Linked DNA regions of Mus musculus: regions 1 and 2 are each linked to region 3. A link is a contact called in ENCODE Hi-C or POLR2A ChIA-PET data. All regions are on one chromosome and are shown on one strand. The core of a region is the stretch at or near the end of the contact, and the rest is flanking DNA. Distances in the headings are between cores, read along the strand shown.

Region 1 (2,700 bases), core at 104-2,603, 79 kb after region 3:
AACAAAATAAGAATCACACATTGGAAAAGTAACTCAGAGCTGAGTTCTTCAGAATTAAATTCTAGAAATTTTCTTATTTTTTTTCTCTTTAACTTCCTGTTACTGTTTGTGCATATTTTCTTGCAGAAACAGAAATCTAGCTAACTCTTTTGATAATATCCTGTATTTGGGTGTGTGGATAGCCCGTACTATGCCTGTCGTGTCTTCAATTCTCCCATATTTGGCACATTCCTTTGAAAGGCCTGAATGAGCACTCCCAATGTTGCATGTTTATGTAGTGAGGCCAGCTTCTGTGGGTAGCTGTGGGAAGTGAAGACTATTGTTAAGTGATATGAAGTGCTTTGTAGAATCTGATAATGTGTAGTTAAGAGGGACGAAGATCAAGTGCTTGAGATTTGTGAATAACAGTGGAAAGAACTGAGGGCTGTGTGCTATGACCAGAGGGATGGGGAGGAGGCTGCATCTTCACCCTCCTGTGGAACTCTTTCAGAGTTCATCTGGTGCTGGTATAAGAGATGGTGAGTGAGGAGAAATATGATGGTCCAACAAGCAACTTAAAGTCCAATGGCGTTGACCTCTACAGTGGACAACAATCATACCAAATGCATGCGGCTTTGTCATAGAAACACGGCGGCAAGGTCCTGAAGCTTGTGTTTTAATGATGAAAGCAGAAATGTAGATGGAAGGATATAACCGGGGGACCCATGCCAACACTCACAGATCTTTCATTCCCCTAGATGTGCAATTTTTTTTCTAACGAGAAACTTTGCATAGTCATGATAATAAAATAGAATAGCATGATAAACCTTGGCTGCAAAGAAAGCAATAGAAACAGCATTTAATAAGCTAGACATCACAGGTCCACAGGGTGGATAGGTTGCCTTATTTGGCCATAAATTCCCTCACCTTGGAACTTAGACAGCGCACATATTAATGGAACTTAGACAGGGCACATATTATTGCATAGAGAAGAGTTATTATGAGATCTGCAAAGCTGCTTACGTATCTTTCCACCCAACGTACTGATGTGACCCAAACAAAGCTTACCTGCATGTGCTCACACTCTCTCCGAAAGACTACGCAAAGGTTCTCGCTAGAAAAAAAAATGTATATCTAGGGGAATGAAAGATCTGTCAGTGTTGGCATGGGTTCCCAGGTAATTGGCTTTAAGCAAATTTTGCTGTTGGGATAGAGCCTCGCGATCCTGAAAATAAATAAATAAAAAACAAGGGCCTTTCTCTGAAGTGGCAATGCTAGCTGCCGGCTGGAAGCAAATCCTGTGTCAGGGACGGCACTGAAGCAAGACAGGGCAGGTTCTAAGGCAGTGATTCAGTGGCCTCCTGCTTTCCCATGTGACTCATTGTTAGTCAGAAAGTTACCTTTGCAGAGAGACTGGATAGCATGTCAGCTCTTAAAGTGATACTCGCTCTGTGCTTAGGTGTGAACCTGGGTTTCCCATGACAAATTTAAGACAGGTTACTGCTCTTAGATTGTGTTCCTTTTCTGGCAATGGAAGTCTGACCTGTGAAAGTCTACAGCAAACGAAAAGAAAAGCATCCTCCTTTCCAAAGAGCACTGACAGAGTTCTAGACCGCTTTGTAAAGAAAAGGGGAGCAAGCTCCTTCCTGGTGGGTGGGGCACATCAGCTATGCAGTGTCTGGGCCAAAAGACCTTTTCCATTGAGCATGATCACCCAGCTAATCAGATTTGAAAGTGCTTTCAGGCTTAGGATAAATGGGGAAAATATTCCAAAACATATGAGCATTCATCGCAGAAGTAAAACATTCTAAGATATTATTGTGGGGCAAGAAAGAATCTTACAATTCTTAAGAGAATTTCAAAGGGTTTCCAAAAAGACCTTTTAAGGTTTTTATTTTTGTTTAATTTGTGAAACTCATTATTTAAAGCTGCACATAATATACTCCCTAGTATAATATATTTCATGGTATAAAATTTTGGACATAATGTCCACGATATCTTCTAGTCTGTATGTTTCTATAAATGGGAATAGAGTCAGAAAGAAAGAGGGGGGTAGAAGGAGAGGGAGAGGGAGGGAGGGAGGGAAGGAGGGAGGGAGGGAGAGAGAGAGAGAGAGAGAGAGAGAGAGAGAGAGAGAGAGAGAGAGAGAGAAATAGAAGGAGGAGGAGGGGGAGGAGGAGGAGGAGGATCCTGGATTGGACATAGTCTTTCTATGAAACAGAGTAAACAACAAAACAGAAGTATTCTTTCGAATTGTTGTGTTCAAGGTTGTTCACTCTTCCGAGGGCCATCTCCTTCAGCGTTGGATAGCCCGAGCACAGAAGAAGGAGCAGGAACAGGTTAAAATCAGCCTAAATACTTTGACTTACATCAACCTCAGTGATTTGCAAGCCCCCCCACTTTTTTTTACATCTTAAATGTCTTACAAATATTCACTCATCTATCATTGTCTTAGCATGTATCCCAAACCAAGACTGTACAAGACCGCCGCTGAGAGGACAAATTCAAAGTAAAGCGGCCGTCTCATTCTGTAACCTCCGTGTTTTCCTGCCCTTTCCTCTTCCCATCTGGAAGTAGAATTGCAAATACTGCTTTGTATGCTTTATTTCTAACTGGTTTCAGCCTGCTCTCCTTTCTTCTGCCTCTCACTGGCTGTCATCCACTAGACTGCACATGACCAGCTGGCCCTTGGCAGATCTTGGGCCCAGGTGTGAAGTAGCT
Region 2 (2,700 bases), core at 115-2,614, 97 kb after region 3:
TCTGTATCCATTTCTCTGTTGAGGGGCATCTGGGTTCTTTCCAGCTTCTGACTATTATAAATAAGGCTGCTATGAACATAGTGGAGCATGTGTCCTTCTTACCAGTTGGAACATCTTCTGGATATATGCCCAGGAGAGGTATTTCGGGATCCTCCGGTAGTACTATGACCAATTTTCTGAGGGACTGCCAGACTGATTTCCAGAGTGGCTGTACAAGCTTGCAATCCCCCCAACAATGGAGGAGTGTTCCTCTTTCTCCACATCCTCGCCAGCATCTGTTGTCACCTGAATTTTTTATCTTAGCCATTCTGACTGGTGTGAGGTGAAATCTCAGTGTTGTTTTGATTTGCATTTCCCTGATGATTAAGAATGCTGAACATTTTTAGGTACTTCTCAGCCATTCGGTATTCCTCAGGTGAGAATTCTTTGTTTAGCTCTGAGCCCCATTTTTAATGGGGTTATTTGATTTTCTGGAGTCCACCTTCTTGAGTTCTTTATATATATTGGATATTAGTCTTCTATCTGATTTAGGACTGGTAAAGATCCTTTCCCAATCTGTTGGTGGTCTCTTTGTCTTATTGACGGTGTCTTTTGCCTTACAGAAGCTTTTCAATAGCCTCCACCATAGAAAGGTGACCACAACCTAGAAGGAACAAAACAGCAAGCCCATTGAGATGGCTTTTGGAGCCCAAGTTCAAATTGTTATGTGACAGAGCTTGGCTTGGGCTTTTCATGAGAGAATTTGGTAGTTGTTAATGTTTTTTGAGTAGGTTTTTGTTTTTGTTTTTGTTTCCCATAATGAGTGAATCCTGAAAATGAGCTTTGAATTCAAGATGTCTAAGAGAATCTCAGGCCTCCTTACTGGGAGGAACGATGCCAGATTCAGCTCTCCTCTACAACCTACCATAGCCTTTTACCCATTTAAGAATCAAACAAAGAGATACTTAGTCTAACTAGGAGTAAGTGAAAAGGTTGCTCATTTTCAAGGGCAACTGAATACAAACATGTGCAAACAAAGCACACAAATCCAAATCAACTTAGTTTTGGTTGTGAGCCTAGTCTTTATATAATCAACGTAGAAAACCACTGCAAAGGGTCAGGAAAGACCCGTTACTGAATGAAAAATAACAACAGGGGAAAACATTCCAAGAGGCAAGTGGGGACTCCTTGTGAAAGAATTTTGCAAGGCTCTTGGAGGCTTGGCTTTCTTACTGCCAAGTGCCTTAGCACACCCCATCTGGTAAGACTTGGGCCCAGTCACCTTCCTGATGGGCCATGGCCACATCCCTGCCATCCGGGTGGGCAGTTAGCTGTGGTCAGTATTAGCTATCCCTCCCTCTGTGGCAAGACCTTATAGATCTTAGAAAGGCCACACACCAGCAGTGTGAGCAGCAGGCCAAGAAGGTCAGCCTCCTCTGAGAGCGCTTGAACGGAAGGAAGCAATTCACGCTAGTGGGAAATGATCCAGATTTAATTCAGATTCAAGCCACAGTGGGGTTTAGTAAGGGTTTTCCACGTATCACGTGCTTTGCCAGGGACTCTCCCAACTCACCAAATCCTCCCAGAGTCATAGTAATTGTTTTGTTCCTGTTTAATAGATGAAAATAAGAGGCTCAGAGGGATTAGGAAGTTTCTCAGATAAAGGGAAAAACAGGGTTTTAGTCCTGACTTGTCACTGCGAGTGTAGTAACCACTGACAAGTGCCAGGAAAAGTCTGGTTCAAGTCACTCTGTAGTCAAACATCTAGGGGGTTATTTTACTCTCTCTCTCTTCTTCTCATTTTGATTTTGAAACACTTTTTTTGATGAAGACACACACACTGCTATCTGTTTTAAGTAGCTGTGAGACCTGCCTTGTTCTGTAACTTGACTAACAGCTAGCTTACCACTGCTTTCACTGGTGAGATCAGGCCAGCAATTTGTTTAAAGATTCTTTTCTCCCTTTTAAAAGCATCTGTAGTACAGAGAACAGTCTTAGTCTGAAAGAACAATAGAAGCTGGACTTGGGTGCACCTTCGGTCTTGGCCGGCAGCTCTGTCTCGGTATATAGGTTCATGCTCAGCCTACTTCATCCCCCAGCTACTCTTCCAGTAGTTGCCTTCTTTCTGAACTTCAGCATCATCACCGCTAACTACTCATTTAGGTCCAGTGTCTTGTCCTTTCTTTTTATTTTCTGTGATAAGAGGAACTGTGTACTTGTTTGTTAGCTTGTTTTTCTAGTGCTCATGGTAGAACAACATAAAAGTGCATATGTTTCCAGAGATGACCTTATATATGACAGTGCATTAAAATCGGACTTTTGAAAACCATGAGTAAAAACAGGAAAGCATATAATCTGTCTTGTGGTGAGGACTGCACTGCATGGCTCCCTGTCCAGAATCTCTCTGCAGAGATTTGTTCCAATCTAATTTCCAGTCCCATTTTCTGGATCAGAATTCTTTTATTTCCTTGCAAATTAAACACCTTGTCCAAGATTACTTTTGATTTATAATTCATATAAATAATGTAAACTATATTCCTAAGTAATGATGTAGGCAATGATCTGGAGGAGAGGAATGCAGAGAAAAAAAAACATAAAAATGGAAGACACACACACACACACACAGTTTTTCAAGTGGAAAATTGAGGCACTGGTAAGGTCTCTGAATTCAACACTGACACTTATAGCCAATTTATTCCTTTGATCTGATGTTGTGTTTTC
Region 3 (2,700 bases), core at 139-2,638:
ATGCCAAAAATTATCTTAACATTGCATTAGGATCTACCATTAGTCGATGTCTGATTTGAACACCTATTTTATATAAAATCCCAAGATTACATAAAAAGCATCTATGAAAAGAGGTTGCCCGTGGGAAAAGTTTAAGAAACCCCGCTCTACTTCTCAGTGAAGGTCTCAGGTTGTGATGAGGGTCCCTGCACAGGCTGGGTGACGTGTTCCCATTCAAGACGCCACCTACAAAACTTGGGCAGCAGCCCTGACTTTGCAGGGTGCGGACGAAAAGTCCGGAATGCCTCCTTTCTGGCTGCATGGAAAAAGCTGGACTGAGCCTCACTGGTTAGCCATGACTTCTGCTAACAAGGACACCCACAGCAAAGGGGCCTAAATTAGGGGACCAAGTGATTTTGTGAAAAACTCAGAGACTTTGGATTGAATGGAAGCAGGGGACATTCCTCTGATAGCTAAGAAGTAGGGACATTGGTTGGTCTTTGCTGAAGGAATTTAGTTGTGGGTCCTGAAGTTCAGGGACACATTTCTACTGGTCAAATTCTAAGTGAACTTACTTGGCAATTTGCCTCCTGATGTGCGGCAGGGCTAGCTGAGGTCACTAGAGGATGCTAACTGCTCTAAAGATTTGTTCACTGCTGTTATGTCAAGTCTCTGCTTTTGTGGAGGAATTTGCCTCATGTGTACGTTGCTTTGCTTTTCAAGCACTCCAGACTGGCTCCAGGTGTAGAAAATGCCATGTTCTTCAACATGCATGCTTTCATCCAGCAAATATACTGAGGCCCTTCTAAGTGTCAGGAGTTGGCTGCCCTTCTTTCAGAAGACATGGAGGGTTCTTGATGGGATCTGAAGGACCCTTGGACTTCTTAGTGCCACTTCAGACTTGAGGCACCCGCCTCTGCCTGTGCTGTTGGAAACTGCTGCCAAGTCAGCCTGACCCTTCTGAGATCCTGGAGAAGTTATGGAGAATACGTGAACAGCGTCCCCACCTGTGTTATTCTCCAACCTGTGCTCTGTGGTTGGACAGTTTGTAACCGAGGTGGTCCAGAGTTGTTTGGTTAATTGAAAGAAAGGAAGGAAGAAGGTGGGAGACAGAGGGAAGGAAGGAGGGGACCCTGGCATAGATTGGCTGGACTTCCTAGGTCCTGAAATGCAGCGGAGCGGAGTCCCCTCAGAAATTAACTCCAAAGGCCACCCACTGACCCGCTGCACACAGCCAGAACTCGCCCCCAGAGCCTTGTCTAGTGGTGGCCAAGGCCATCCACCACCACCTTCCGGTCACTGCCTGCTTTCGATCCTCGCGGAGAGCGCTTCCTCTCTCCTGACATTCTCCTCCTCTTCGCTCCTCTGGATCCCTCCTCCTTCTTTAGTCCCTCCTCCTCCCGCCCAGCCTCCCCCAGTCCCGACCCGAGCTAACTAGACGTCTGGGCAGCCCCAGCGCAACGCGCAGCAGCCTCCCTCCTCTTCTTCCCGCACTGTGCGCTCCTCCTGGGCTAGGGCGTCTGGATCGAGTCCCGGAGGCTACCGCCTCCCAGACAGACGACAGGTCACCTGGACGCGAGCCTGTGTCCGGGTCTCGTCGTTGCCGGCGCAGTCACTGGGCACAACCGTGGGACTCCGTCTGTCTCGGATTAATCCCGGAGAGCCAGAGCCAACCTCTCCCGGTCAGAGATGCGACCCTCAGGGACCGCGAGAACCACACTGCTGGTGTTGCTGACCGCGCTCTGCGCCGCAGGTGGGGCGTTGGAGGAAAAGAAAGGTAAGGGCGTGTCCCACCGGCCCGCGCCCCCTGCGAGCTAGCTCGCCCAGTCCCAACCTCCGCTCGGGACTCTAAGTCCCCAGCCGCCCGCTCCTCCTCTTCTGGCTCCCAAAGGCGGCCGGGACCATAGGAGGAACTGGACGGAGTCTGGAATGGGCGAGACTGGGGCCGCCGAAGGAAGGGAGACTGGGCTAGGAGCAGAGGGGCTGCCAGGGCAGCGTGGGAGCCGCGGCTGTGCGCTCCGGGGCTCTTGACTGCTGCCAACTTAGTTGCCTCACTTTCCTGCGCTCAGTAGGCGTTCGGAGCAGAAACGTGGTGCGGGACAGCGCGGGACGCCGGGCATTGGCGCACGTGCGCCCAGTACTGTCAGGGAGAGCGGAGGGACCCCGGATCCTCAAGCGGGTCGGGTGTGTCCCACCCGCTCAGTGTGAGAGTTGAGGGACTGGAGTGCGAACCAACGCGCCCCTGGTCAAGGTCGGAACCTCTGAGACGCGCGGTTTCCTGAGCGCGGTTTCCCTCAACTCCTCTCTTCTCCAGCAGGGTACTCTCAGGACCTGGTAGCCTGAGTCCCAATGTAGCTTGCAGATTTCTGGCTTGCCCTTTCGCGGGTGTGTAGTTGCAGCAATGACCTGGAAGTGTGGAGATCTCTCTGTCACTAACCACCTAGGACTTCTGGGAAGAGATGGTGTTAGTGGTCATTTGCTTCTTCACTAGGAAAAAAAAAAGGAGGGCGTGGGGGTGGCGGGTGGGGTGGGTCGATTCCGCCTCTTAGGCATAGAGCATGCCAGAGACTTGCCAGGCTAGGTGCACTGGTTGGGGACCAAGGCTCCATGCCAGATTGGAGCTAGCGTTGCGGGGTGGCTACTTCCCCTGGGATCCCTGAATTTGCCCTTTCCCAGAAGCTTGGGCTGCTGCAGCATCACTTGCCTTTGCAATGGATGGCT

Evidence for each region. Hi-C counts contacts between places; a loop is a spot of excess contacts on that map. ChIA-PET counts read pairs that join two places held with the same protein, here RNA polymerase II (POLR2A).
Region 1: POLR2A ChIA-PET joins it to region 3 with 14 read pairs in Patski. The contact joins the promoter of Egfros here to the promoter of Egfr in region 3. A Hi-C loop is called at or near these places in 1 of 37 maps with a recorded cell type or tissue (left cerebral cortex). POLR2A ChIA-PET finds 5 or more read pairs at or near these places in 1 of 5 experiments (Patski).
Region 2: a map of left cerebral cortex shows a loop between it and region 3 (5-fold over the local background). The contact joins the enhancer-like site here to the promoter of Egfr in region 3. A Hi-C loop is called at or near these places in 2 of 37 maps with a recorded cell type or tissue (gastrocnemius and left cerebral cortex). POLR2A ChIA-PET finds 5 or more read pairs at or near these places in 1 of 5 experiments (Patski).

The regions. Positions count from the first base shown.
Region 1 is chr11:16,829,397-16,832,096 of GRCm38, forward strand. It overlaps Egfros (a long non-coding RNA gene), which reads right to left and starts at 1,354. Exons shown (of 3, transcript XR_003949851.1): 1 at 1,048-1,354. All of the region lies in intron 1 of Egfr (epidermal growth factor receptor), which reads left to right.
Region 2 is chr11:16,847,684-16,850,383 of GRCm38, forward strand. The region is part of intron 1 of Egfr (epidermal growth factor receptor); the gene reads left to right. Among named protein-coding and RNA genes, the nearest start is that of Egfros, 18 kb to the left of the region's middle. Within about 2 kb of position 1,365, at least 1 of the 3 ENCODE cell types and tissues checked has a DNase peak (open chromatin) inside an H3K27ac peak, as active enhancers do; it is gastrocnemius, where a contact is called at or near this core.
Region 3 is chr11:16,750,815-16,753,514 of GRCm38, forward strand. Egfr (epidermal growth factor receptor) reads left to right here and starts at 1,389. Exons shown (of 28, transcript NM_207655.2): 1 at 1,389-1,756. The coding sequence starts at 1,669.